Regions from separate parts of the Homo sapiens genome. Here regions 1 and 2 are each linked to region 3. The links are chromatin loops, found by intact Hi-C in ENCODE. Cell type or tissue: GM12878. All regions are shown on one strand. Links, peaks and the distances in the headings refer to the core of each region. The heading gives the core; the rest is flanking DNA.

Region 1 (10,077 bases), core at 695-8,694, 90 kb before region 3:
GAGGGCCAGCCCAGCAAGAGTGTCCCAAAGCCTGGGTATGCTCAGCTTCTCCTGCCCCACTTCCTCCTGCAGTGCCTTCCTTTCCTGGCCTCCATTTCTGCCCCTCGGCCCTGCCTTCTTCCTCTTGCTCCCTGCTTACTCCCAAGCAGAATCCTCTTATTTGATGGGACCTAGGGTGTGCCCTACTCCTGAGGTTAGCTGCGTTTTAGATGAGTGCCTCCTGAATATCCTAAGCTTTCAAAATCCAAAGAAATTATCTCCCAATGCTTGAACGGAGCCAAGGTTTTCTACCTGGACTGGTTGGGCAGACAGGTCTACTCTGCTTACTTACATAACCAGGCAAGGTGATCTGCTGGGTTCTAAGCTGCACCCCTTCCTCGGTGTGTGTCTGTCTGCATGTTTGGCTGATGCGCAGACGCCTTCTCAGGTAGGTCTGGGGTGATGCAGGCTCCTATCACTCAAGGGTATGAATCTTGCTGCAAATGGAGACTGATGTGGGCTCATGGTGCCATCTCACTGCCACCTTCCCCTAGCCCCAGAGCTATATTTACTAGTTAGCCAATAAAAACAAACAAATACTACAGGTCTACACGCGTTCAAACCCTTGCTCTCTTCTACGCTTTCATTTCATAAATGTTGGTACATCCAGAGAACGGAACTGAGCCCACAGCCATGTACAAGCTTTTCAGTGACCTGATCACTTCCAATCTGCTCTAGCCAATGAGGATTCAGAGCAGTGACCCTTAGATAAAAGGCTTCATTTGGCATGAGTCATCCGTGGAGACATCCAGCCCACTTGGTCTGTGTTAAGTGCCTGGTTCCTGTAAATATTGACAGTTAGAAACCATCCCAAGAGCTACCATGCAGTGAACTGGAAGGTAATCTACACGAACATGACCACTGATTAGGCAATGCTCATTGTTTGCTAAGATTCAGCCACTGATAAATATCACCCCATTATCTCTCTTCCCAATAGCGGCTCATTTACTTGTGTGTGACTCATAGTTGGTATTTTATGGGGTCTGATTCAGCAAGGAAAGTTTGCTGCAACAAAGAATGACCTCCAAGGCCACTTCAACTTCTAGAATACTGGCTTCTCAACAAGAGTGGCCTGGAAAAGCTAAAGGGGGAGTCTTTATCATCAAGGAACTAAAGGGGGTATGGAGGGATATAGAGCAAAAGAGTGTTTGTCACCAGTCAAAGCCGATGTGTTAAAACCCACTTATCCCCATAGCCACACTTCCATTACAGTTTATCTATGGATGCCAGTGACCTGCAAGAGGCTCCTTCTCCTTGTTCAAGTCACTTTGGGCTTGTTAGCTCTATCTCGAAGAAGGGGCAAGGATAAACCTCTACCCATGCAGAAGCTGATTTTACCTTTTGCTCTTCCTTTCTGACTGCTTAAAATAAATGTATCATTACCTGAATGTCTACTGATGCTTTCCAGTGGTTTTGACTGCTTGGTTTATTGAGCTTTACTATGTGCAGGAACTTTGCATTGAACCCTAGTCTTTATGAATGCCCTTTGTTTGTTTCCTACATTTGCTGTGGGCTGAGGGTCAGAATCAAGCTTTTCAATAGGTGGGTTTTGAACATGGGCCTTTGGCAGACTGTGTGCAGCTGAAAAGCGCTGTCCTGAGCTGAGGGTGAGCGCGCGCGCGCACACACACACACACACACACACACACACACACACGACCATCGCCCTTTTGCATAATCACTTGGATTTACTCTGTGTTGCCCTGAAGTAGGGGCTCTGCTTGTGTGGACCTGTCTCTCCATGCAGGCCAGCACAGCGCCGTGAAGGAGGCATGGATTACCTTAATGGGAGCCATCTCTTTGCCACTATCTATGTGACTTTGGGCAAATTACTTAACTGCTTTAAGCTCAGGTTTCTTATTTGTAAAACAGGAATAATGATACCTACCTTGACGGCTAATGTGAGTAGAGGTAATGTATTTAACACACATGGCTCATAAAAATGGCTCAATAAATTGCAGTGATCTTCAGCACCAAGCCACTGTAAACATTGTTTCTGCCAACAATAAAAAGCGGCCTACCAGAAGCCAGAAGTGCTATAAACACTGTATTAGCCCATCAAGGAGGTATTATTATCCAAGGCTTGGACTCCAGCTGGCCAGGACTAGAGAGCATGCACTGGCTGTTACCCGTGCCACCTTCCAGGGACACTGGAGGTCATGACTGCGTGTGTGTGTTTAGGGAGGCTAGCAACTTGCTGTGTCAGGTGGCCACGAGGGCATCTGCTTCATCTTTGCCCCCATCACGGGAGCACAGACTGGTCTGTGTGCTGTTAGCCAAACAGCTTCTCAACGCCCTTGCTAAACCACCTGGCAGTGGCTAAGGGCTCTGTCTTTTGTTCAGGTTGATCACACACCTGCTGAGTTGCAGAGTCCAGTGCGTTCTGGAGCTTATTCATATTCCATATTTTTAATGGCATGCCCATGGGTGGGTAATAGGAATCCAGTCTGTTGGGATGTATGGGCATGGGGGTCCAGGGTCCGTGAGGAGTAGGCAAGAAGCTCAAGTTGACAGCCAACTCCACTCTGTCCTGGTAATCAGAGGGCAACGAGCTGTGTTCAAGCAGAAGCTCCTCCTCCAAGGTCCCTCCCACCTCACCCCACTCCACCTCTCAGGGAAACATCTTACATGAGAGGGGGATATTTCAAATGATGCCCCTGGAGGATTATTTTTATTAAATGTACACCTGTGGTGTCAGGGCTGTAATAGCATGTTTGGAAGAAAGAATAATTCAGTAGAGCAATGGTGTAGACCATGAAGGAGGGAGAATTCCCCTGAAGTGACCAAAAAATGACTAAGGTGCATTTCCAGGAGAGGAAACGTGAGGTGGAGGAAAATGATCCCTGTGACGATGTTGAAAACAGAGCCTGCTCAGCCTTAATAAACCAGAGCTGCTGCGAGGCACCAGCGCTTCAGTTGGGTCAAACCAAAGTTTCCTGCTCTTCTCATAAAGGTGAGAGAAGGTCCGTGGAGGCCACCAAGGACAGGCCCGTTGGCATCACTCTGGCTACCTCAGTCCCTTAATGTCCTGGAAAACTGGAGTCTGCTTCCTCAAGAGCCCAGCGGTTGCCCAGTAAGGCTGGGGCCGGAAGCACAAAAGAACCGCCCTCGAAGCCTAGGGATGCCAATTCTTCCCTTCCCTCCCGCAGTTTCTGCGGGAAGGAAGGAGCAATGGGAAGGAGGTGGCTAGGCCAGCTTTTGCTGCCTGGGATCAGAGCCATTCCACCCTCGGCCCCCTCAGGGTCTCTGCACGGTAAGTCAGCAGGAGAGCAATTGTCTCCTCTCAACAGTGACCGAGGCGGGCAGAAACTACAGTGGAGGTCAGACTTAGGCAGGCAGGGCCACTAAAGAACCCACTTTGCCAGCTTGGAGTTACACATGGGTTGCTCTTGGTTGGATACATCTGCTTCAAATCTTCCTAAACCCTTCAGGTCCAGGATTTTCTTCTCTGGTGCCCCAAAGAGTCGACATACCCTTAACCTAGTTCCTACTTCCTGGGGTTGCTATGAGAACCAGCCGAGATGATGTGTGTCAGACACTCACCGTGTCCAGCACGTGGCAAGTGTTCAAGCTCGTTACCGAGTGTCATTATCATCAGTCATCATGTCAGACTCCTGGTTTGGGTTTACACTTTAGAAGTCTGTTCTCTTCCAAACTGATCCAGCACCAACCCCATCCACCCCCGAGAAAGTTTCAGCTCCTTTTTGCTTTGTTTTCTAAACCAATTCATTCCTGTAATTCATTCACTTGCTCATTTGTTCATCCGCCCAATCCTTATTACATTGGTGTGAAAGTAATCACGGTTTTCACCATTACCTTTAGTGGCAAAAACCCCAATTACTTTTGCACAACCTAATAAATATCTACTGTGTGCTACGCTCTTATGTGCTTATGATGCTGCTATGCACCCATCCCTCCCCCAATACACACACACACACACACACACACACACTTTCTTTTTCAGGTTCCAGGTCTCATTTCTGAGTAGATTCATGTGACCTTGCTCCATTTTCTCGTGCGTGTATTTTTTTCCATGGCAGATACGCTTTTCACATGAACCTGGTGTCTGCAGCATTTACAGCATTTAGAAGCTTTGGTTTACAAAGTGCTCTAAAGTTTACACTTTAGAAGTCTGTTCTCTTCCAAACTGATCCAGCAGCTCTACCCCCATCCACCCCTGAGAAAGTTTCAGCTCCTTTTTGCTTTGTTTTCTAAACCAATTCATTCCTGTAATTCATTCACTTGCTCATTTGTTCATCCGCCCAATCCTTATTACACTGGTGTGAAAGTAATCGCGGTTCTCACCATTACCTTTAGTGGCAAAAACCGCAATTACTTTTGCACAACCTAATAAATATCTACTGTGTGCTGTGCTCTTATGTTATCTGCTTATGATGCTGCTATGCACCTATCCCTCCCCCAATACACACACACACACAAGCACACACAGACACAGAGGTTCTTTTTCAGGTTCCAGGTCTCATTTCTGAGTAGATTCATGTGACCTTGCTCCATTTTCTCGTGCATGTATTTTTTCCATGGCAGATATGCTTTTCATATGAACCTGGTGTCTGCAGCATTTAGAGGCTTTGGTTTACAAAGTACTCCCTGTTCTAAGGTTCTCTGATGCCCTTGCTGTCTAGATCAGGGAAGGGATGAGGGGGAAGCCAGTACACCCCACATGGAGAAAACCAGGCCTATGTGTACTCTGGGCCCCGCTCCTTTCTCTGCCTGCCTGAAACCACACTTGCAGTCAGCACGTCAGAACCCGCGAGGTCAGGATAGATTCCTGCTTTTAAAGAGCTGCCTGGGCAAAGAATGTGAGAGTCACATTACTCTAGAGACCAAATGGCAATTCACAGCCACAAAGGGAGTGGCCCACTCCACCAATCCTCACCCTGTGACTGTCGGGCCAGACCCCTAGGGTGTCCACGGCTGCCCCTGTTGAAACAGTGGGGCTGACAAAAGCAATTTGAAGGGGAAACAAAAGTACTGCAGGGTCAGGTTACAAATGTTTGCCTAGACTTGGAATCCTTATTCTAGAAAGTTCTATGCTAACCCATGGGGGCAGCTGTTGCTGCCTTTGATGAGTAGAGAAAAACAACTCTAGCTGAAGGGGGGTGAGGGGGAGCAGAGCCAACAGAAATCCTGGCTCAGCAGTCCGGGATGGGTCCCACAAATACAGTAGCCAGGGAGCAGGGCGCATGCTCTCCAGGATCCGATTTCAGGCCAGCTGGAGCAAGAATGTGTTCTTCGCCACAGGAAGAATGTTCCCTCAGACAGAGCTGCTAACCGGGCAGGATGGAGGGAAGACCATACCGCCAGTGGTGGTGACTGCACTTCCCAGCAGCCTTTCCCCCTTCCTTTCCTGGGTAGCATGTATTTTTGTGTTGCCAATTTACCCACCTCCCACAATACTCTTCATTTTTTAAAATGTGGGAATTTTTCTGAGCCTGTGAGCTATGTTGCAAAACTATGAGCACATTTCCACAGTTACCCTATGTCATCTGTCTCTTTGACATAAAGAGGGAAGGAGGAGGGTGGAGAGGGAAAAGGAGGGAGAGAGGGAAAGAAGCAGAAACGCGAGAGAAACATTTTGCTGACGTCAAAGAAGACCACACTCTACAGGATAGCATTACTTGTACCTCAACCACCCACTCTCTCTAATTTACTAGAAACCAAACGGACTGTTTAGAAGCCCTCAGCCTGGCAGTCTGGGTTGGGTTTTTCTGGGGGGTGGGTTGGGGCGGGGGTTGTTTTATTTTTTTGCTATTCTCCTTTGACCAAAAGGGCCATTAATTGTTGGGAGTTTGAAAGCTACCTGATTCCATGAAACAGAGGGGATTTCCATGAGTAATAATTCAGACCGTGCTTGTGTAGGGCGCTGTGGCTCGAGTAAATTGATCCAGCTGCTTGCAAAGCTCATGGAAAACGGCCCCGGGGAGAGGACGGCGGCGTCTGCAGCTGGGGCAGCTGCGGCCGCTGCTGGCGCTGTCACGTGGTCCCGCCGGCGTCCGCCCCCTGCGTCCCATTCCCAGCTCCAGGCGCCCCCCATCCCCCGCTGCCCGAACCCCCGGTTCCTCGAGAGGTCGTCGCCTTGCAGCCCTGGCTGATTTCGAAGGCTAAAGGCGATTCTTCAACACAAGTAGCAACCTCTTTTTGGGAAATACAGGATTCTGAGTCTGGTTGAGGGTGGCCCTAAGCTCCCTCTCGAATGTTACCCTTTGGTGCGCTGGCGTGTTTGTGCTTCCAGAAGCATCCCGCGGTTCTGTTGTCCGGACACACCAGGACCTATTTGCCAATAAAATCAAATCTGGCAACAGTCACCTGTAACCCGAGGCTACAGAAATACCGATTCCACTACCCAGATGGTAGAGTTCAGTGTGTTTGCTGGCTAAGGCCGCACAAGTTAATTTTTATCCTAGTAAAAAATAATAAACACTGCATTAGCAACTAAATGTTTATCAATTTGCAGTTCATTTCCAGCCAGATCATTTCGCTCCTGCATGTTTTTACTGCTAGCTGATGCACTGGAGTGCTTTTCCCCAAACCATATGTGGCTATTTAAGTCTTAGCCTCTGTAGCATTTATATGGTGCTTTTCACTTTAATTGGATAATATTATTTGGCTACTTCAGCCATGGTCTTCAAACATCGCGTTTTAGTGATAAAGAAACTGCAGTAAAGAAAGATTAAATGAGTTGCTGGGGAATCATCCTGCAGTTCAGGGGTGAGGCTAAACAAGGAGCCACAAGTTTATATGTAGCACAGACCTGTGTGGGCTGGACCACGTGGCTGAGCAGGGCTGAATTTGTTGTGTTTCTTTTCCTCATCTTATGGGAAGATAATATTAGAGGAAGTGGCAGAGAACAACTATCTAATGGAGTTAGCAACCCTGAATGGGAAAAAGACGCATGGGTGAACATAAGCAATGGTAGCATGTTGAGAGCCTGATGGAAACTCAAGTGCCTTCAGCTGCCCTACAGCTAAGCCCTCTGCAAATGCTTTGGCTATTTTTGTTATCTTAGCGGCATTAGAGCCACCATTGGGTAGTGTCATCCATTGTTTATTACTAGACTGTCATAGCCAGAAACAGTGATTTGGCTAAGACAAAATGAAGCGATGGCTGTCCTGGGATGGTGCAGATGGTAAGCCCTCCCCGTCTCCCAGTATGAGTAGAAACCTTTATATTGCCCCTTGGTTTAGGGCAGATCTAAAGCTGCTACTTTGGGGAAGACGAGAGTAAAAAAGAGTCTTCAGGGCAGAAGGCAGAATAAGTCAGATCTACGTTCCACCTTTATTATCTCTGTGGGAAATAACTCACTTTCTTGAAGTCTTAAGTTTTTCTCCCCTGAAAAAGTGAGGGGATAGTAGGATGTCCCTCACAGGGCAGGTGTGCACTTCAGGGACGTATATACTCAGGGCCTGGCATGGTGCCTGGCATCTGGTAGACACTGAAGAAGTACTGTTTCCAGGAAGAGTAGGCTTGGCGGAGGCAGGTAGGTGATGGGTTGAAGATACCATGTATGTAAGCCCAAATATGAGGCAATGCCCTATTTCCCAATTGGTAGGTTACACACATTTTGTGTCCTTTGTTGTTTTTTTTTTTGCCATCTTGAATGTATACTTTTTTTTTGTTTTTCAGATGGCGTCTTGCTCTGTCACCCAGGCTGGAGTGCAGTGGTGCGATCTCGGCTCACTGCAACCTCTGCCCTTCTGGTTCAAGCAATTCTCCCTGCCTCAGCCTGGTGAGTAGCTGGGATTACACCATGCCTGGCTAATTTTTTTTTTTTTGAAACGGAGTCTCGCTCTGTCGCCCAGACTGGAGTGCAATGGCGCGATCTCGGTTCACTGCAAGCTCCGCCTCCTGGGTTCACGCCATTCTCCTGCCTCAGCCTCCCAAGTAGCTGGGACTACAGGCAGCTGCCACCACTCCCGCCTAGTTTTTTGTATTTTTAGTAGAGACGGGGTCTCACTGTGTTAGCCAGGATGGTCTCGATCTCCTGACCTCGTGATCCGCCCACCTCGGCCTCCCAAAGTGCTGGGATTACAGGCGTGAGCCACCGTGCCCTGCCATGCCTGGCTAATTTTTGTAGTTTTTAGTTGAGACAGGGTTTCACTATGTTGGCCAGGGTGGTCTTGAACTCTTGACCTCAGGTGATCTGCCTGCCTCGGCCTCCCAAAGTGCTGGGATTACAGGTGTGAGCCACCGCGCCCGGCTTGATTTTTTTTTTTTTTTTTGAGATGGAGTCTTGCTCTGTCACCCAGGCTGGAGTGTGGTGGCATGATCTCGGCTCAGTGCAATCTCTGCCTCCCAGGTTCAAGAGATTCTCCTGCCTCAGCCTCCCGAGTAGCTGGAATTACAGGCATGTGGCACCATGCCTGGCTAATTTCTGTATTTTTAGTAGAGACGAGGTTTCACATGTTGGCCAGGCTGGTCTTGAACTCCTGACCTCGTGATCCACCTGCCTCAGCCTCCCAAAGTGCTGGGATTACAGACATGAACCACCATGCCTGGTGGCTTGAATATATACTTTTAATGATGTAAGTGAAATAGTCATATTTCTAGTTAAGAATTTAATTTATTGACTTGGTTACTTGTTTGTTTGTTTATTTATTTATTCGTTTGAGACAGAATCTTGCTCTGTCACCGAAGCTGGAGTGCAGTGGTGCGATCTTGGCTCGTTGCAACCTCCATTTCCAGGTTCAAACGATTCTCCTGCCTCAGCCTCCGGAGTAGCTGGGACTACAGGCACGTGCCACCCCGCCTGACTAATTTTTGTATTGTTAGTAGAGACAGGTCACCATGTTGGCCAGGCTGGTCTGGAACTCTTGACCTCAAGTGATTCGCCTGCCTGGACCTCCCAAAGCGCTAGGATTACAGGCGTGAGACACCGCGGCTGGCCAGTTATATTTAGAATCACATGCATAAATATACTTATTTAGGAATCTTGCTTTTTTGTTACTCATTATTCAGACTATTTATCAACAGTCTTTGTCATCACTTGTGCCCCCCATCTTTTTTTTTTTGAGATGGACTCTCGCTCTGTCACCCAGGCTGGAGTGCAGTGGCACAACCTCGGTTCACTACAACCTCTGCCTCCCAGGTTCGAGTGATTCTCCTGCCTCAGCCTCCCAAGTAGCTGGGATTATGGGCGTGTGCCGCCACACCCGGCTTATTTTTGTATTTTTAGTGGAGACGGGGTTTCACCATGTTGGCCAGGCTGGGTCTTGAGCTCCTGATCTCAGGCAATCTGCCTGCCACGGTCTCCCAAAGTGTTGGGATTACAGGCATGAGCCACCATGCTCAGCCTTGTGTCCCTTTTTGAATGATCTGACTCAATCTTCCAGAATACTTCATCTTGCTTCTGTCCAACTGCCTTTGAGATTTCGGACTTTTTGAGTCTGTATGCTATGCTCACTGGAAATGTTATCTCAAGCCTTCATAGCCATGTGCTATTTGCCATCTCCACAAAGCTGACTTCTTGTATTGCTTTTAAAAGGGATCTTCATGGGGCTATGTAAGGAAATATTCATGCATTTTAGAGGTGCATACTAAAGTAGGAAGGAGTGAAATGGCATGAGGCCTGCGATGCTCTTTAAAAGATTTCAGCAAAGAGAAAAAAAGTAAAACACAATAAATGAAGCAAACATCAAAAAATCGAGTAATTGTTAATCGAGTGACAGTTATATGGAGAGTCACTGTGCTATATGCTCCTTTTGTCATAATAAAATTTTAAAATATAAAATAAACATTGTCATAATAAAAGTTTAAAATGGGCTGGGCCTCGTGGCTCACGCCTGTAATCCCAGCACTTTAGGAGGCTGAGGCAGGTGGATCACTTGAGGTCAGCAGTTCTAGACCATCCTGGCCAACATGGTGAAACCCTGTCTCTACTGAAAATACAAACATTAGACAGGCATGGTGGTGGGCACCTGTAATCCCAGCTACTCGGGAGGCTGAGGCACGAGAATTGCTTGAACTTTGGAGATGATGGAGGTTGCAGTGTGCTGAGATTGTGCCACTGTAGTCCAGCCT
Region 2 (10,077 bases), core at 762-8,761, 74 kb before region 3:
ACCTTGACTTCAGCCAGGCCATGTGGGTCTTGACTCTGTCACTTACGGTGTCACCTGGGGAATCCCTTCCCTTCTTTGGCCTCAGTGTCCTCCTCTGGGAAGTGAGGGTAAAAAGTCTCTCCCTTGTAAGGTTGTTAGAGGGCTCGGCAAGGAGATGGATGTGGAGGGGCCTGGGGTGTGGAACATAGCATACACTTGGTGGGGCAAGCTATCAGGGTTATTTATTACTTAAATCATTTTAATTGTGGGTCATAAAATTTCTGTTTTTCCAGAGGTTTCTCCAGGACGTCACCTGTATGAGGTACACAGTGTGATGACACACTCTGTGCTTTTCCTACTTGTGTCCACGTGAGTGTCTGGAGCTGCCCTTCAAGGAGAGCAATAGATGAATGATTCTGCCTTCCCGCTGAGAGGGATGTGGGTCCTGCGGATGGTCGGGGTGAAGCTTCCTCTCCTTTCTGCTGACAGCACTTCCTCATTAAATGCAGAGATCTGCAAAAAGGGAAAATAAAAACACAAGAAGAAAAATGAGGCATCAAAGACCCTCCTCTTATGCCCATGGGGATTTGGAGGACGGGTTATTTCTTTGCTTTCCCAAAGGGCCCAAGAAGAGCTTCCGGGGAGAGGGAGAGCACCCTTTTTGAGGATTCCCGACAAGCCTGTCTCCCGAGGGCTCCTGTAGGAGAGGCGGTAACTAGGGCGCAGATCATTTTCTGTGTTAAGGGCATCCAAGGAGAGAAGAGAGTGACCGCCTATGACTTGGGAGGCCCGTAAAGATGGGGTCCTGGATGAGCAGTAGCAAGGAGGGTACGGGGATGGGTGTGCCTTGGGGGCTGGCAGTGAGGACGGCATCGTCCCTAGAGAGTTTAAAGACAAGAATCAATCCAGCTCCAAGTGAGACTGCTTTTAAACCATTTTAATTGCCACACACCAGTAAGTTCAAGCAATATCAGTGATAAAATCTCCTTCCGTTGGGCAGCCAGTCCTTCTGCACCCTCCTGGTGTGTCCTGAGTAAGTGGGGTAGGGAGGAGCTAGTGTGGCCCGAAGACAAAGGAACCCGAGATATTTCTTTCCTCTTCCAAGCAAGAGAGGCTGGAGACAGCACATGAGTGTTCAGGGATCCTTGGGGGTCAAAAGAGTCACCTGAGAGAAAGGAAGAGAGGGGAACTGCCGCAGCTCAGTGAGGGGAACACCGCAGGCTCTGCCTCTCTTCCCCGGCTGTCTGGGAGGAGGGTCTGGAGTGGAGTCCATGAGGGGCTGGGCGGGGCTGGGGCCCTACTTTGGAGGGAATATGGTAAGCAGACTGTACAGCCAAGCAGACAGTCCTGGAGGTTGAGGGCGTGACAAAGAACTGTAGCATATTCTGTGTGTAAAGACACCTTTGCCTTCTGTCCTGACCCGCAGACAGGTGCTTCTCCTGCCCTGCCGTGCTTCTGCCATTTCTGGTGGAAATAGCTCAAAAGACCCCTGCTTATCCACAGAGCAGGGGCATTTACCCATTACAACCCCCTGGTGAAGTGACACGGTTATGCCCATTTCACAGACGAGGAAATTGAGGCCCAGAAAGGGGCAGGAAACTTCCACAGCTGGGAAGCGGTGGATCTGGGACTTGTTTGCCCCAGAGGCTGCCACCCTGGCACCTCACTGCCCTCAAAGGCTGACGGTGCCCCCAGCAGCTGTAACCATTTCTTTCGAGTGCTTTTCATTGTGTGGAAGATCATTTTGGGGGGTGCACAGAGCTCCCAGCTTATTGTGATTCAGCAAGACCCTGGCGTGTCACTTACGGGAGGTGGCCTTGCTGGGCATAGTGCCGGCCAGCCAGAGACCCTCAGTGAACAGGGGGCGTTTCCAGAGGGCCTGGTGTTTTCTGCATGGCAAGACTCCTACAGAGAGGCTGACCTGGTTTTCAGAGAGCAGTTTGCGTTTCGGGTGGCCCTGGGGGCACATGTTCCCATTGGATTCCTGCACTGGAAGTAAGCTTGTGGGGCCGGGCTGCCAGCAGTGCCTGCCTTGTACCAGGGCTTTTTTGGTATGGAAAACTTTAGAGAGGCGTCACCACCACCTCTTTTTTGCTCAGCATTTGCTCATCTCTCCCCACCTGCTTTTCAGGGCTCAAGCCTGGAAGAAGCCTTAGGACGTGGGGGAAATGTCTAACGTGGAGTCCACCTGCTGAGCAGGACCGGGTGTGAAGGAAGAAGCTTTGTTCTGATTCCTCATGGCCCAGCCACCCCTCGCCTGAGCTGAGCCTGGCCACAGGGCCCGCCTGCAGGAAGGGCTGGCCCATGGCTTCACACTGGGCTCAGGCTGCGCTAAGAGCCCCGGGTGAGGACCTCCAAGCCCAGGAAGCCTCAGTTGGCCAAAGTGCTAGATGCGTGTGGTCTGCTTTCATCCCCGCTTCCCTCAGAGCTTGCATTTTCCAAATTCAAGAGAGGCTCCACCTTCAAGAAGACCGGCCTGTCCCTGTTATTTATGTGTCCCCCTACCATATCTCCCTTTGTTCTGCAGAGCGGTACGCATAAAAAGCTTTTGGGGAAGGGGAGAAGTGTGGCTCAGTGACTTGCACAGGAAATTGGAAATTGGATCCCCAGGTCTACCCCCACTCCTCTGACTCATGCTTAAACAAACCCAACACATGCCCTGACCTTTGCTCTCTCCCTCTATTGCAGGCCATACCTGCCAGCAGCCTGCTCTCCCGGCCATGCTGCGGTTCACAAAAGTCCAGCATTTGGCTAGCTTCCTGGGGGAATGAATCTTTCAGAGCCAAACTAATGCTATGCATGCAGCTTATGATTTTTTTTTTTTTGTCTTCAACAAAGTGAATACTTACTTTTTTTTTGCTCTTTAAATTGTCATCCATTATATTCATCAACACAGAGAGATGGAACATTTGGCAAAATTATTTTAAGTAGCACTCCAACCTGTGATCGTAATTTCAAATCAAGGAATTTGCTGAGCAGCTGTGGGGAAGAACAAAAGGCCTGAGAGTGATTTAGGGCCTGGGGGAGGGGAGGCGGTGGAGTTGAAGGCCCCAGCCGGTAGCAGAAACAGCTGGGGAGGTAGGTTGTGCACACCCCGTGGGGGAGCCGGCCTTCTCAGCCCTGCCATCCCATCCACACGTGCCTCATCAGAGAGTTTTCGTCTCCTGAACATACCACATGCAGCACTTTAAAATAGATAAACTAAGAGGATTCAGATTCAGTTTGATACCCTCGCTGAGAGCTTCGGCTCGGGAGTTGGACAGGCCTGGCCTTGAATCCTGGCTCTGCCTCTCACCAGCCTCAGTTGCATCATCTGTAAAATGGGGCTAATGTAGCAATCACTTCGCAGATATTACTATGAGGTTGAGTGTTTATTTGACCCAGTCACTGGCATAGAACAAGTGTTCAAAATACTATTATTATCACCAATATGCAGAAATGTTCAATGTATACACTCGGTTTTTGCAACCAATTTATTCAATGAACATCTATTGAGCACCTGTTATGTGTTAGGTGCAGGGCTGGGTGTTGTGTGGGTACAAACACATAAAGCATAGGAATTAATATGCTATTAGATAAACTAAAAAGACTTCTATTGACTTAAAAAGTAATAATGACTTCTAAGCATATTTAAGTAATTTACGAAAGAGCCTTTCTTTTTTTTATTTTTGAGATGGAGTCTTGCTCTGTCTCTCAGGCTGGAGTGTAATGGTGCTATCTCAGCTCACTGCAACCTCTGCCTCCCGGGTTCAAGCAATTCTTGTGCCTCAGCCTCCAGAGTAGCTGGGTTTATAGGCGCGTGCCACGACGCCCAGCTAATTTCTGTGTTTTTAGTAGAAACGGGGTTTCACCATGTTGCTCAGGCTATCTTGAACTCATGACCTCAGGTGATCCACCTGCCTCGGCCTCCCAAAGTGCTGGGATTACAGGTGTGAGCCATTGCACCCGGTCAAAAGAGGCTTTCTTAACAGATGGTCTATTAGAAGCAATTTGAAAAGAAAATATAGAGTTGAAAAAAATAAAAGGGAAGCTGCATTCTTTTTAATTGTTTTTGAACTTGTTGCTTTTCAACACAGCTATTATCTAAATTAACTTAATTTCTTAAAATAAGCCCTGCTTGATACCCGGGAACCTTCAATCAACTAATTTGCAGATAATCAGACCTATTTACAAATAGTCTGGTTTGTCTGAGTGACTTTCAGTGACACATGCATACTCAGAAAGGGTATCATTTGCCAGGGATTAGTCAGTTCTGCTGAATTACAGTCTTCAGAATGAGAAGTCATCTAGTTCAACCTTTCATCCTTTTAATAGAATTTCTGGTGGATAACAGCTGAGCTTCTCCTCCGACTCTGCTAGGAATGGAGAACTTACTACTTCAAAACGTAGATGCTGCCTGGGTTGAGCAGCTCTAAATGTTCAAGATGGAATCATTAATAGGAAACTAATTGAAAAGAATTTGCATAGCACGTCTCAAGGACAAAAATCCCTTCTGTTGTTTTTTCCTTTTGTCTTGGTCTGCATCTCTGTCATTTGGTGGTGTTTGGACTGCCTGTCTGTCTTCCCTTTTTACTCCGAGCGGCGGCCTGCCCTCTGCCCCCTGCCCCCAGGGGAACAACAATGGCCCTGATCACAATTGGGTGGCCAAGCATATCATGCCGTGGAAGTTTGGAGCCAACACTCAGTTCCAGTTGCTCCTCTCCTTATTCTCTAGGGTGGCTCCACTAGGTTCTGCTTTCTCAGAAAACAGCAGTGAACTTTGTTCAGCCGAAACCCTATTTCCCAAGCTGATACTTGCTCACTGGCCTCCCCTCCTCCAGCTGCTCCCAACTGCTGACCACTTCTTGAGCGCACTGCTAGCTGCTTCTGCTGTTCCAGCACTTCCTGGAAGGCAGCTGCAAGCAGCCGAGGCAGATGGAGCCCAAGCCCTGTTGCTTGTGGTCTTGGCTTACTGAGCCTGAATCCACGACCGGATCATTAGAAAAGGGACGGTGTGTGTGCCTACCTTTGAAGCCAGTAGGCCAAAAGAAGGGTGAGCAGGACAGCGCCATAACACCTAGAGTTACTGTGTTTGGTTCACACTTCTGGTTTCCTGCAGAATTGCTAGAATTTTTAAAAAAAGGAAGCAGCAAGTTGAGAGCAACTAAAGTAAAAAGAGAAAAGTGATACAAAGGGAAAGGTTTATTTTTGGAGCTCTTAGATTCTGAAACTCCTTCTGACTCTTTTATCCTTTTACCTCTCCCTTTCTCCTCACTGGGCTCTTTGTCCTCATGGGGACTGTGCATCTCTGGTCTCACTCTAGCTCTGGGTCCCTTAGGCTCTTCTGGTTTTCTGGCTCCTGGAGTGAGCCCTTTCAATGAGGCCCTCCCTCAATTTCCCATCCCTCTTGTTCTTCTGCCATCCAGACTCATCACAGCCCAAATCTGAGACCAGCTGGCTGCACCGCTGGCTACTCAGAGCGGCTGGAGACAGCCATGCCCTGGGGCGACTTGTTCCATGGTGATCTGACTGGTTCATGCAGGGGTCTCGGACCTCACGGACCTCATCAGGAGCATCAAATGGGGTTTTTTTTGGCCGGAATGATATTTAAAACAATTTGATTTAGTTATGAGCATTTAAGAAATAGGAGGTCACCAGAAAATCCAGAGTTTTAGCTCGGCAAGCAGAGATGGAGAGCTGGCGGTACCCGGTCTTTACCCATTCTGGAAGGACCACTGGCTGGAGCTGAGAGGCAGTGGCTTCTCTGACATGGGGCATACACTCCATTTTGCTACCTTCTCTGCAACAACAGAGAGTGTCTTCCTGGACCCCAAACTGAGAATCAGATGCCTTTAATCAACGGGCTTGCTTCCTCCCACTCCCCAGACAACCTGATTCATGAGATGCCTGCCTGTTCCCCGTGGGCATCTGAGTTTGCAGCCCATGCTCAGTAGAGTTTATTCGGCAATCCTTTTCCTGACCTATAGCAGACTCCTAGCCCACCACATTTCTAATGCAGCTGTTGCAAGTCTTGTCCAGACCTTTCAGACCCTTGATCTCTCCGGGAGATTGTGCCTCATACATTATTGAAAAGATTGAGGCCACACAACATGTGCTCTAATGCCTCAGCTTTCTGCCTTTCTGCTTCTAAGGTCTCTGTTCTCTCTCCATTCCGTCCTCCTTCCCTCCTTTCTGACTCTCTTTTTCTTTTTTTCATCACTTTTAAAAATTGTAAAATAGAATGTACGTACAGAAAAAGGAGGCCGAGGCAGGAGAATCACTTGAACCTGGGAGACAGAGGTTGCAGTGAGGCGAGATCACGCATTGCACTCCAGCCTGGGCAATAAGAGTGAAACTCTGTCTCAACAAAAAAGAAAAACAAAAAAGAACCAAAAAAAACCCCCCAAAACCAAAGATATACAGTTCAGTGATTTATCACAAAGTCAACACCAGTGTCATTATCAGCCTGATCGAGAACTAGAACTCTGCCCTCCCTCACCCTGGACGTACTCTTCATTCCCCCGTCCACCTCTACCCTCCCTCCCTATCAGAGGCGACCATTATCCTGACTTTTTATGTAAAGCATCTTTGTTTATCTTTACCACCTAAATATATATATAAACAGATGTTTATAGCAGTTTTATTCATAACTGTAAAAACTTGAAAGCAACCAAGATGTCCTTTAGTAGGTGAATAGATAATAAACTGGGATACATTCAGGCAATGCACCATTATTCAGTCCTCAAAAGAAATGAGCTATCAAGCCATGACATGATATGGAAGAACTTTAAATGCATATTACTAAGTGAAAGAAGACAGTCTGAAAAGACTATATGCTGTGTGATTCCAACTATATGTCATTGTGGAAAAGGCAAAACTGCAGAGGCAGTAAAAGGATCAGTAATTGGCCGGGCGCAGTGGCTTACATCTGTAATCCAAGCACTTGGGGAGGCTGAGGCGGGCGGACCATGAGGTCAGGAGATCCAGGCCATCCTGGCTAACACGGTGAAACTCCGTCTCTACTAAAAATTCAAAAAATTAGCTAGGCGTGGTGGCATGCGCCTGTAGTCCCAGTTACTCGGGAGGCTGAGGCAGGAGAATCGCTTGAACTCGAGAGGCGGAGGTTTCAGTGAGCCAAGATGGCGCCACTGCACTCCAGCCTGGGCAACAGAGCAAGACTCCGTCTCACACACACAAAAAAAGAATCAGTAATTGCCAGGGATTAGGGGGAGGGAGGGATCAAACAGTGCAGCACAGAGGGTTTTTAGCACAGTGAACTACTCTGTATGATACTATCATGATGGGCACCTGTCATTAAACATTTGTCAAAACTTGTAGAATGTACAAGACCAAGAGAGAACCCTAATGTGAACTATGGATCCTGGGCGATACCGATGTGCCAGTGTAGGCTCATGGATTGTAACAAACACACAGCCCAGGTGGGGGATGTTGACAGTGGGGAAGGCTGTGCTATGTGGGGGGCAGAGGGTATATGAGATATCTCTGTACCTTCTGTTCAATTTTGCTGTGAACCTAAAACTGCTCTAAAAAAATAAAATCTTAAAAAAAAGGAAAAAAGTCTCTTTAAATGCTAAGATTTAGTTTTTGGCTAAACTAAACTTTAGCATTTCAATGCTAAAGGCTGTTTTTTTTTTTTTAACTTTATATAAATGTAACTAAACAGTGTGTATTCTTTCATGCGCCGCACTTTTTACTCAACATTATACTTGTGAAAATCATCCAGGTTGTCATGTGTAGGTGTAGTTTGCAGTTTTTATCAGTGGATAGTATTACATTAAAGAAATGGCATAATTTGTCTGTCTATTCTACTCTTGACGGACATTTAGGTTGTTTCCAGTCTAGGGCTATTATAAATGACGCTTCTGTGATCATCCTTGCTCTTGTGTGCTGGTGGAGGCATATGTGTGTTTCTGAGGGTATTACTCTGAGCCTGGAGTCTTCTTTGTGGAAAGGTTTAAATTATCAATTCAGTTTATTGAATGGTTATTGGGTTAGTTAAGATTTACATACTTTCTTGTGTCCATTTTTGATAAATTTTCTTTTTAAGGGATTCACCAATTTATCTAAATTTGCAAAATGTTTTGGCATAAAACTATTCATAATACTTTCTTATGATCTTTAATAAAGATGGTTCTGTTGTGATGTCTCTTTATCATGCCTGACATTGATTATTTTAATCTTCTTTTTCTTTCTTTTGCCCCCTTGATAAATCTTGCTAGTTTTTGTTTGTTTTTTGTTTGTAGACACAGGGTCTCACTATGTTGCCTAGGCTGATCTTGAGCTCGTGGCCTCAAGCAGTCCTCCCGCCTTGGCCTCCCAAAGTGCTGGGATTACAGGCATGAGCCACCAAGCCATTTTGCTAGGGTTTTAAATCAATTTTATTACTCTTTCCAAAAAGTCCAGATTTTGGTTTTGTTGTTACAGATCCTCCTTCATTTACAATGAAATTGTGTCCCACTTAAAGTGTGTTTTTAACTTAAGATATTTTCAACTTAGAATGGGTTTATCTGGACATAATTCCAATGTAAGTTGAGGAGCATACTGCATGCATATTGCTTTCATATTATTGGAGTGATAAAATCGTAAGTTGAACCACTGTAAGTTGGGAACCATCTATATTTCATATTTTATATTTGTTTTTTAGTGCATTAAATTCTTCTTTTCTCTTTCTTTGGGTTTAATTTTCTGTACTTTTTCTAATTTCTTGAGATGACTGCTTAGTTCATTAATTTTAAACCTTTCCTATAATCAATATATGCAATTATAGTTATAAATATTCATCTAATCATAGCTTTAACCTTATCCCATGACTTTCAGCATTCAATATTTTTATTATCATTCTATTAAAATATGTTAAAATGTTATTTCAATTGTTTTCTTGGGTAATTTAGATGTACATCTGCATTTTCAAATATATGGGGCCGGGCGCAGTGGCTCACGCCTATAATCCCAGCACTTTGGGAGGCCAAGGCCGGTGGATCACCTGAGGTCAGGAGTTTAAGACTGGCCTGACCAACATGGTGAAACCGCATCTCTACTAAAAATACAAAAGTTAGCTGGGCGTGGTGGCACGTGTCTGTAATTCCAGCTACTTGGGAGGTTGAGGCAGGAGAATCGCTTGAACCAGGGAGACGGAGGTTGCAGTGAGCCGAGATTGCACCACTGCACTCCAGCCCGGGCAACAGAGTGAGACTCCATCTCAAAAAAAAAAAAAAAAAAAAAAGGGGAGTTTTCTAATCATCATTTTTGTTATTGGTTTTTTAGCTTACTTGCAATGTATTTAAAAAGTGTATTTTGTATAATTTCAGTCATTTGAGATTTGCCAAGACATGCTTTATGACTCAGCATATGGTTGATTTTTGAAATTGTTTCTTGTGTGTTTGAAAATAATGTACACTTGTAGTTGTGAGCTCAGTATTCTATATATGTCCATTAGGTTATAGTTGCTGACTGTGCTGTTTGAATCTTTTATATCCTTACTGACTTGTCTGCTTGTTCTGTTAAATATTGACAGAAGTGTGTTAAATTCTACCATAATGATTGTGGATTTGTCTAGATGTAGATATGTTGCTTTTTGCTTCATGTATTTTGAGGTATTAGGTGTATATAATTTTATAATATTGGCTGGGCATGGTGGCTCATGCCTGTAATCCCAGCACTTTGGGAGGCTGAGGCAGGTGGATCCTCTGAGGTCAGGAGTTCAAGACCAGCCTGGCCAACATGGTAAAACTCTTGTCTACCAAAAATACAAAAATTATCCAGGTTTGATGGTCCACGCCTGTAATCCCAGCTACTTGGGAGGCTGGGGCAGGAGAATCGCTTGAACCTGGGAGGTAGAGGAGCCGAGATCGTGCCACCGCACTCCAGCCTGGGCAACAGAGTGAGACTCCATCTCAAATAATAATAATAATAATAATAATAATAATAATAATAATAATAATTTCATAACATTATAACTTCCTGGGAAATTGAAAATCTTGTTATTAAGACAGCCCCTTCTTTATCTCTAGTAATGCTTTCTGCTTTAAATTCTATTTTGTTTGATAATTAATAATATAGATAGTCCAATCTTTTTTGGATTAGTATGGTATATATTTT
Region 3 (10,077 bases), core at 1,122-9,121:
GCTATGGGTAGATGTCGCCTTTATGGCAAGACTGAATGCAAAGGGACCTGTTCCTATTTCCAGTGTGGAATCGTGTATGTGTTTCTCAGTCGGGTCTGTGTAAGGTGGTCAGCTGAGTGCAACCGCTTTCTACGTTTGCTAAGAAGACAGTGTTTGGGGCACGCTGGGTCCCAGCGTGACTGGGCAAGTATATTGCACAAAACCACCTGACTAATTCCTAACAGCAGCCAACTGCGTCTTTATGGATCCTGATTTAGACAAGGTGCTGTTCATTTGCTTAAAAAAGATATGAGTCCCAGACCAGGAGGAAACTGTCAAGGTTTGTTTCGCAACCTCCTTTAAAAGATCTGGAGTTGTCCTTCAATGGATAGAGAGGTAATTTATAAGCCTTCCCTTTAATCTAGTTTCCAAAAATAGTGGGGCTATCTCAGTCAAGACTGCCTCATTGCCAAGGTCCACTTGAATTTCAGAACATGGTGCTCTCCCTGCAGAGGCCCAGGGCACCAGGCAACTCAGGAGAGAAAACCCCTGCGGCTCCCTGGGGACCCCCAGGCTGCCGTGGGGCCAGGGACACGCAGGGCCTTTGATCTCCTGATGTATTTCTCTAAAAAGACATCCAAGAAGACACAGGAAGGAAGAAGGAGCCCCTGCTATCCCTCATCCAGTCGGTGCCCACCCACCCTGAGCTGGGGCTGGCTGCTGACCTTAGCCGAGGGCTCCCTGCACTCCCTGGATGTGTGGCCTTGGGTCCCCTGAGCCAGGAAGCTGGTGAGGATGGCTGGCCATCTGCAGGCTCCACCTTCCCACCTATGTCCCACTTAGCCTGCCCCTTTCAGAGGTTCCATGTTCTGCACCATAGACCCCTGGGCCATGGGAGACCCTAGCTGGGGAGCCGTCAGCCTCCTGAGGAGTGCTGACATCCTCTCTGCTCTACCTGAAGATGCTGAGTCTGGGTGGGCTGGGATGTCCAGCCTCCCTCTGTTTCTTGGCAGGGCGTGGCCTGGTTTTCTGGTCTCCTTTTGCTTTTGACCTATGCGACCCTCTTGGAATAGCTGCCACCCCACCAGACTGGCATGTGCATCTGGAGTCCCTCCCCCAGAGCCCGGGCCTCAGAGGGCGTGTACAGTTTGGGGCAGAGAATAGCCAGCTGGTTGTCAGGGGATTGCCTGTAAGAAGGGCTGTTGGTCTCTGAAACATGAAAGGGGAGCTGAGGACACCAGCTCAGTCGAGGGATAGTGAAATACAATCCCAGGGCTGTTGCCTGGCTCACTTGCCTATTTTGAGGGCTGGCCCAACCCTGGGCCTGCGTGTCTGTCCTCGTGGGGCCTGCTCGGTAGTCTTCAGTCCTTCCCATGATCACCCTTGGGCCAGGGGATCCCCGGAAGGCTGATCCAGTTACTCAGATAGTTTTGTGGTGCACCTGTGCATTCCTTTCTACATTTGAGAGATGTTTATTAAATAATTGCTCTGTGCTAGGCTTTTGGGAAACAAGTTAAAAAATAAGTGTGGTTCTGGCCCTCGGACATCTCACCATCTCAAAGACATGGCAGGCAAGGAGAGAGGTATGTCAGCAATGAAGAACTACAAAAATCTCAGGAGCAGACAGTCATAGACATTTGTTTTGTGGATCTGCAGGTTCAGGCTGTAGGTCTTCAGGGGTTGGCGGGGCTGATTTTACTCCATGGTGGTTCACCCTGGGTCCCAGGCAGGAGACTCTTCTTTTGATGATGGCAGAGATACAAAAGAGCAGTGGAAACATGCAAGGCTTGTCAGGCCTATGCTTGCAGCAGACACACTGGCCCTCTAACCACATACCTGTGCCCACTGCAAATTATACAACCAACCTGCAGCCAAGGGTTAGGGAAGAGCTCTCCTCTGTTGCAGGGCTGAGGGTGCAGGAGGGAAGAGCCAGGCTGATAATCCACCACTTGGGCAGTCTCTGCAGGCATGGGTGCCCCTGGGGGCCAGGTACAGACTGCAGTGGGGCATGAAGGAGCCTGGGACATGTGGCCTGGGAAGCTGGAGGCTAGTGCCTTGGGGCACTAGGACAGGGCCATGGGGAGGCCACAGGTCAGCAAAGGCATGAATGACCTTGGCTTCTTGGGCTGGGGAAACCAGAACCTCCAGGCAGGGTCTGTGTAAGTGCTGGTCCCTGGTTGCCTCAGGACCATGGCTGGCTGTATGGAAGGAGGGGAAGGCCCTGACTTGTCCTGCTCCTGCTCCTGCCCAGTCCAGCTTGCTCCCTCAGTCTTGGACAAAGCCCAGGTATGGCAGGACTCAGAGGTCCATGCGTCCAGAGAGGCATTCTTCTTTGATTTCTTTTGCCAGCATCTGCCTTTCTGAGTATGGCACCAGAGGCTCCCCTCTCCTCTGCATGTGCCAAGTGGAGGTGAGTATGAGGTCTTCCCTCTGGGGCCCTGGAGCCACATATCCAGCATTCTCCAGATCACAGCAGTTTCTCTGCCAGTCCCTTCATTCAGGCCACCAGCACCTGTGCCCTCCTGATGGGTCTCTCTGATTCTACCCTTGCACCTCCTGCCCAAGTGACTTCCTAAAATATAACTCAGAATGTGTCACTTTCTGCTGAGCCCCATCTAGGGCTTCCTATTGCACTGAGGGACCAAAAAAAAAAAAAAATCACACTCCTTAGGATGGTGTCCAAGGCTCTGCACCTTCAGCCCTTGCTCTCCTCCCCAGCGCAGTTTGTGCCGCTGGCGTTTGCATGCCACGCTCCTGCTACCTCACCTTTCTTCAATCCCTCCATGTGCCAAGCCCTTGCCACCCTTTCTCGGGGCCTTCACACCTGACCCCTCTGCCAGGAGGGCTTCTCCTCCCACCTGCTCCGGGTCCCCTTCACCTGCCACTGTCACATCTTGCTTGATGCAGCTGAAATATTACTCCTCTGGAGAAAAGTCCACAGCCCTCCAGCCTTCCATGAACCATGTCTATAACCACATTTCTTTGTGTTTATAATTCCTGAACTTTAAAGCACTCATTCCCTTGTTAATATATGTGTATGTGTGTGTGTGTTGGGGGGGTTTTCTGGTTTGTGCCTTTCTCCTCCTATGAAGGATAGGAGGCATGTGGGTCCTCCTCACCACTGTGCTCTCAGAACCTAGTACAGAGCACATACTAGGTGCTCAGTAAATACTGGATGGAGGAATGAATGACAGAGTGATGCCTTAACATTGTATGGGGTGGAAGCTATGACTTTTGATTCTGTTCACATTTAACTGGGGCAACCCTTGAGGATGATCCTTTGCACTCTCTCTGAAATACTTAATAATCAATCATATGTACCTGGTCAGAAAGAACATAAGAATTCCAAATTACTCCTGTCCACTTGACTTTGTCCAGTAAGGAATTTAAAGGCAAACAGATCCTGAAGTTGCATTAGAACCCACAAAGATGACATAGGGAGTAAGAAAAGTTATTTTAACCTCCGGATGTTCTTCCCCACATGATCTAAGCACCTCTGGTGCCCTCCTGTATGTTCTGTCTTTCCTCACTGTTCTGCTCAGCACTTAGACCCCAGGCACAATGACCCTTGAGCTCCCAAAAAACATGGCTGCCTCCCTGTGATGTCCACAGCCTGCTGTGGAAAAAACTTAGTAGGAACAACTGTGCAAAGCCCATGGAGAGAGCCAGGACCACAAAGCCTTCTCTACAAGAGAATTGGTAAGTCCAGCCTCATGGCTGCTCTGAAGGGCAGCAGTAAGTCCTCTAGATAATCTGACCCTTGCACAGCCCTCAGCCCTGGGTTTTGCTAGTGGTGAGATGTGCGTGGGACAGGCACCCATTGGTGGCGGTTGTCCCAGACAGGCCCTTGGTAAATGATGTTGGGCAGAACTGAGAGTTCCTGCAGCGGTTCCTGAGGAAGAGCACCCAGGGTGCCACCGCTGCTAGGCCCTGGTGATTGATGTCCCCTGGCTGTCATCTCATCAGACCCCTGCCTGCCATGCACCTCTGTTCCTAGTTTGAGAATGTAGGCCAGACAGGCCTGAGGACAGCGTTCAGATGGGCAGAGCTGAGAGGGGCTGCACGGTCAGCCTCTGAACCTCTGTCAGATCAAGACCTGCCTGCACCTGCGGATGGGGAGGGAGGATGCAGAACAACTAGTGCTCAAGGAAAGGCTAAAGGATTTCTTGGTGGGCTTAGTCTCACAGGAAATGATAACCTCTACTGAATGAGTGCTGTTCGAGGTTTACCTTGTGTATGCATGGAGCAGAAGGAGGCAGAGTGACTTTGAGGAGCTCAGGGCCTGAGGTGGGGAGAGAGAGACTTGGGACAGACAGTGAAGTGACCACGAGGAAGGCACTGCCTCTGAGGTTTGAGGAGGTCTGTGCTGAGGGCTGAAGGCTAAGAAATGCGACAGGGGTGTCAGAAAAGGCTTCCTAAAGGAGTTGGACTTTGATCAGGGTTTTGAAGGATGCATAGAAGTTTTCCAGGCAGAAAGATGGGGAGTGCATCTCAGACAGAAGAACAACATGAAGCAAATGAACAAAATTGTGACAAAACATGATCAAGAACAACAGGAGCCAAGAGAGACCCCGTGATTTGAAATGCATGAAGTGTGTGGTTTGGTTACATAGTAGAGATCAGGTCTCTGTCTAGACTGATGATACAAAAAGTGATTATGGAACTTTCACTATTAGGTGTTACTCTCATTTTACAGATGAGAAGGACTAAGGGCATTTCAGTGTCTTTCCTGTTGTCACACAATTAGTTAAGTGGTGGATGCAGATTTCAAGCCTTGAGTCTGTGGTCTTTCCACTGAGCTGCGCGGCTTCCCTGGAAGAAACGCTGAGGGTTGACGGCTTGACAAGGCAAGATTTAGTGTAGTGAAATGCAAAATGTGTTTCCTGAGTGGCTCTAGGGTTACCCTGCCTGAGGGTGGGAGGCTGGCAGATTAGTGAGATTTTCATACGGTTAGCACTGGAAAGCCGTTCCACATGATGTCATAGGGTATGTCAATTAACAAGCATGTTCCACTCAATAACTCTGGGAAACATTCAATTAGACCTTATAGATGATCCCTTCATGCAGGACTTCTCAGAGTCTGCGCCTGGCTGATATGCGCTGTGAGTTTCTAAAAGAATGCCTGGTAGCCCTGTCCCTACTAAAAATACAAAAATTAGCCAGGCATGGTGGTGTACGCCTGTAATCCCAGCTACTCAGGAGGCTGAGGCAGGAGAATTGCTTGAACCTGGGAGGCGGAGGTGTCAGTGAGCTGAGATCGCACCACTGCACTCCAGCCTGGGTGACAGAGCGAGACTCCGTCTCAAAAAAAAAAAAAAAAAAAAAGAATTCAAAGTACAGTGGTGGTTTTCAGTGTGTGGGCCAGAAGTTTCAAGGGTCCTTGAGACCCTTTCAGGAGGGTCAGTTAAGTCGACACTACTTTCAGAACAAGACTAAGGCATCATTTTACCCTTACTTTGTCACAAGCATACACTGGAATTTTCTAGAGCCTACATGATAGTGCAACAGGTTGAATTCAGAAGCAGAAGTGAAAATCCAGCTCTTAAGCGGAACACTGAGGAGTTGGACCAAAACGTGGGACAGTGCCACTCTTTTCACTGGTATTTTTGTTTTGGGAAATAGAGTCATTTTTCACAAAAATATGGTGTTAGCAGGGAGTAAATTTATTATTATTTTTAAGTGAACGATTGCATATTTTAAAAAATTTCCAGTTTAATTTTGATGATAGTAAATATTGATAGGCATAACCCACATAAACAAAAGCTCTTTGAAGATTTTGATTTTTTTTTTTGAGACATGGTCTTGCTCTGCTGCCCAGGCTGAAGTGCAGTGGCATAATCATGGCTCACTGCAGTCTTGACTTCCTAGACTCAAATGATCCTCCTGCCTCAGCCTCCTGAGTAGCTGGGACTATAGGTGCATAACACCACACCCGGCTAATTTATACATTTTTCTGTAGAGATGGGGTCTCGCTAAGTTGCCCAGGCTGGTCTCAAACTCCTGGACTCAAGCAGTCCTCCCGCCTTGACCTCCCAGGGTGCTGGGACTACAGGCAGGAGTCACTACATCTGGCCTACTCTTGATAATTTTTAAGGGTGCAAAGGGTTCCTGAAACCAACAAGTCTGGGGACCACTGGGTATGTAGTATTTCTTAAACTTATTTAATCCAGAACTTCCCTATCCACCCATTTTAGGTCAGATAGCAACTATGCATCTCTTGGCATAGTGTTCCATATGGGAAGCGTTGGAATAGATGATCTTTGGTGGAGTCTGTCAACCCTGAGTTTAAAATGTGGCTCTGTCATTTAGTAGCTGTGTGACTTTGGGCACATTACTTAACCTTCTGAGTCACAGTTTCCTCATCGGTGTGATGGTGATAATAGTATAGTATTAATGTTACCTACACTCTAGGTTTGTTAAGAAGATCACGTGTGATGATGAATGAAAGGCACTCAATACAAACTAGCACCCAATAAATACTACTACTAATAATATTTGAAACAATAATATCATGATATATGACTCTAGGTACATCTTCATTAAAGACAATAACAATAATAAAAGTCTGTGAGAAATAGAGGAAGGATTGACTCTGAATGGGAGTCAGGAAGACCATGGTAGTTAGAAGAGATGGCTTCTCTGGGGTCTGACCTTGATTCTCTCACAAAAGACCTGGAGGTGGCTTTCCCACAGCTGAACTAGTGGTTGGCAATGAGGGGGCCTCATGTCAGTCTGTGGCTTAGGCAGGATCTAAAATGAGATTTTTTTTTTTTTTTTTTTTTGAGACAGAGTCTCGCTCTGTCTCCCAGGCTGGAGTGCAGTAGCCCGATCTCGGCTCACTGCAACCTCCACCTCCAAGGTTCAAGCGATTCTCCTTCCTCAGGCTCCCAAGTAGCTGGGAGTACAGGCATGTGCCACCATGCCTGGATGATTTTTTTGTATTTTCAGTGGAGACGAGGTTTTACCATGTTGGCCAGGCTGGTCTTGAACTGGTGACCTTAAGTGATCCATCTGCCTTGGCCTCCCAAAGTGCTGAGATTATAGGCATGAGCCACCGCATCAGGCTGAGAAGCTTTTGTATTCTTGTGTGATCAGCCCCCAGTGCTGGTGGATACTGAAAGTATTTGTAGGCCCGGAGAGTATGGGACAGGCCCAGGCCTCCCTCAATAGCACTCTGTCAGATGCATCAAAAGGCAAGAAAACATTTTGTTTTTGTGGGCCACCTTTGTCCTGGACTGAGCAAATGTGTTGCCTCTCCCCTCACTGGCTGCTTCTGGATAACCACTTCTTTGGCCAATGGAGTGAAACCAAGAGACATGTTTGAGTGTGGTGTATTTATAGCCGGGAGATAGGAAAGCATCATGAGTGAAACCAGAGGAGGGAAGCCAGGCAAGGGCCTCGGAGGAGTGGAGAGTTTGTGTGAGTGTGTGAGTGTGCGTGTCTGTGAAGAATATTTTAAAAATTGTGTATTTTTATAGATTTAGGGGGTACAGGTGCAGTTTGGTTACATGAACATATTGGGAAGTCTGGGAGTCTGGGTGTTTGGTGTGCCTGCACCTGAAGAGTGAACATTGTACCCAGCAGGAGTTTTCTCAGCCCTCACTGCCCCTCCTTCCACTTTTTGAAGTCTCATTATCCACTCTACATGACCCTCACTACTCAGCATTTAGCTCCCACTTCTGAGTGAGAACATGCCCTATTTCACTTTCTGTTTCGGATACAATTTGATCTAAGCCTTAATTATTTCTAGAAGGAAGCCTAATTCATTAGGTCAAGTTAAGGAGCAGAATTCCTTTTTTTTTTTTTTGAGACAGAATCTCGCTGTGTCACGTAGGCTGGAGTGCAGTGGTGCGATCTCAGCTCACTGCAACCTCTGCCTCCCAGGTTCAAGTGATTCTCCTGCCTCAGTCTCCCGAGTAGCTGGGATTACAGGAAGCTGCCACCATACCTGGCTAATTTTTGTATTTTTAGTAGAGATGGGCTTTCACTACGTAGGCCAGGCTGGTCTTGAACTCCTGACCTCAAGTGATCCGCCTGCCTCGGCCTCCCAAAGTGCTGGGATTACAGGCGTGAGCCACCGCGCCCGGCTGAGGAGCAGAATTTCTTTCCTTCTTTAGTTTCCTCATCCGTAAAATGGAAAAAGGGCTCCTGTCCTTGACGTGCCTCTAAGACACACCGTCATGGGAGTAGCATTATTATAAACATTTGCACACATGCAGTGTTCTGGCAGGCAGTGTTCCCTCTCCAATCCATAAGAAAAACCATGCAACTGCTGGCTGAGGAGGAAAAAGAAATGTGAAAACATCAGCAGCTCACCTATCTGTGTCATCCCAAGCCTTCGTTCAAGTTTCCCTTGCCATGGTGCCATCATAGCCGAGAACAATCAGCCTGGGATAAGGAGCTTCGGTCTGTTGGGTGCAGAATGTCCTTGGCTGTCATATGCCTCTCCTCAGCCGGGGGCTGCTCCGTGGCCTTGGGAGCCACTGCCAGGGCAGCTCTGGGTGCAGGGGGCCGTGGCGCCTCCTCATGCTGACGTTGGCAGAGGTAAGCCTTAGGCTAAAGAACGAAACAGAAGAGAAGCGGACCAAAGAAGGTGGTCAGCCAGGGCTGCAAATGGAGCTGCGTCCTCATGGAGGAAGGCCGGTGCCCTCTGATCTTTCTTCTGTTACCTTGAAGTTACATTCTCTTTTGTAACAGTGATGTAGAGGATAATGACCACGTTACATGATGTCCAAAGGGGCTGACCCACCCTGAAACGACTCCGTGCAGAGGTGACCCAGCTTGCCCAGAGGCGGTGTCTGTAGAGGTGTCACTTGGCCTAGAGGTGCAGTGACCCCGTGTTTTCTTGTGCCAGCTGGGACACTTGTTTGAGAATGAAAGGAGGCACTATTCACCGGAATAAACTGGGTAAAGGGGACATATGGCCACCTACCTAGAGGTCACGAGAGGGTGATAGAGGACTTACCACTGGGTGGTTTCCTATGGAAAGGTGGCCACGCCCATCCACGAGGGTTTAGCGCACAGATGGAAATAGCCCCAACATCTCTGGCTGAGGAGGAGTTGGCCAGTGGGGGTGCCGGGAAAAGGACAGCAGGCACTTACTCAGTTGGAGGGGCCCATCCTGCAGACCTGGCTTAGAGACTCAAACTGGAGTCTCCATCCTACTCCCATCTTTCCAGAGTTTCAGGCTTTTCAAAACATTTTCCCAAGATGCACAATTCCAGCAGAAAATCCCACCTAACCATCCAAGGGTGGCTGGGCCACGCTATCATTTGAGAGGCAAGGACGTTGAGGAGCAGATGTGTCCAAAGCCATCAGCCTTCAAGGAGTGAATTCATTTCCAGTGTCTGGCTCAAGGAAGATTCTATCCATTGTGCCACCCACCAGAATAGTGGCTGAGGTCTGAGTGTCTTAGAATTCATTCCTACCTAACCGGCAACCCTCAAGAAAGTGCAGAAAATTAGGAAGGAAGAGCCCCACTGGGCCATGGAACGGAGAAGCCCGCGGAGGATAGAGCAGCGGTACTGGGGGCTGAGTGGATGTGGGGCTCAGACTTTGCCTGGACCTCTTGGAGTCCTGATGGTTTTAGAATACCGGCTGAGACTGGAGCCTGGGGCTGGACACAGGAAGGAGAATAACTTACTGCTCCTGTGATTTCTTGGGACTGCATTGGGTCCGAGCCGAAAGTGGCCTTGCTGGTCATCCCCTCCAACTCCCTTATCAAAAAGATGAGGGGCCAGGCACGGTGGCTTACGCCTGTAATCCCAGCACTTTGGGAGGCTGAGGCGGGTGGATCACCTGAGGTCAGGAGTTCAAGACCAGCCTGGTCAACATGGGAAAACCCCGTCTCTACTAAAAATACAAAATTAGCTGGGCATGGTGGCGGCCTGTAATCCCACCATACGGGGCATGGTGGCGCCTGTAACCCCAGCTACTTGGGAGGTTGAGAGAGGAGAATCGCTTGAACCTGGGAGGCAGAGGCTGCAGTGAGCTGGGGTCATACCACTGCACTCCAGCCTGGGTGACAGAGTGAGACTCCACCTCAAAGAAAAAAAAAAAAAAAAGATGAGGAACTTTGTATTGATGTGGGAGGAGGAG

The links. Peaks named below come from ENCODE experiments on the same cell type or tissue, not always from the same donor. Only the 100,000 strongest peaks of a DNase experiment are listed, where the experiment ranks them.
Region 1: a loop joins it to region 3, with 4 times the contacts of the local background. A loop is called at or near these places in 10 of 110 quality-filtered maps.
Region 2: it touches region 3 in a loop (5-fold over the local background); 8 of 110 quality-filtered maps call a loop at or near these places.

What each region holds. Positions count from the first base shown.
Region 1 is chr1:234,966,097-234,976,173 of GRCh38, reverse strand. LINC03108 (long intergenic non-protein coding RNA 3108) reads left to right here. Exons shown (of 2, transcript NR_186308.1): 2 at 1-1,433. Among named protein-coding and RNA genes, the nearest start is that of LNCATV, 7.1 kb to the right of the region's middle. RefSeq lists enhancers at 4,994-5,153, 6,823-6,882, 6,903-7,072 and silencers at 5,774-5,823, 5,914-5,973. In GM12878, for the core only: no CTCF peak of the experiment used is centred there; DNase peaks (open chromatin) are centred at 4,086 and 4,353; H3K27ac peaks cover 6,226 bases.
Region 2 is chr1:234,950,112-234,960,188 of GRCh38, reverse strand. LINC02971 (long intergenic non-protein coding RNA 2971) reads right to left here and starts at 2,990. Exons shown (of 2, transcript NR_186179.1): 1 at 2,829-2,990; 2 at 200-492. It overlaps LNCATV (lncRNA negative regulator of antiviral signaling), which reads left to right. Exons shown (of 4, transcript NR_125945.1): 2 at 273-348; 3 at 2,111-2,510; 4 at 2,668-2,847. In GM12878, for the core only: no CTCF peak of the experiment used is centred there; no DNase peak of the experiment used is centred there; H3K4me3 peaks cover 837 bases; H3K27ac peaks cover 2,964 bases.
Region 3 is chr1:234,876,891-234,886,967 of GRCh38, reverse strand. No RefSeq gene overlaps it. Among named protein-coding and RNA genes, the nearest start is that of LINC02971, 75 kb to the left of the region's middle. RefSeq lists an enhancer at 4,301-4,370 and a silencer at 4,754-4,890. In GM12878, for the core only: no CTCF peak of the experiment used is centred there; DNase peaks (open chromatin) are centred at 4,727 and 5,467; H3K4me3 peaks cover 711 bases; H3K27ac peaks cover 1,136 bases.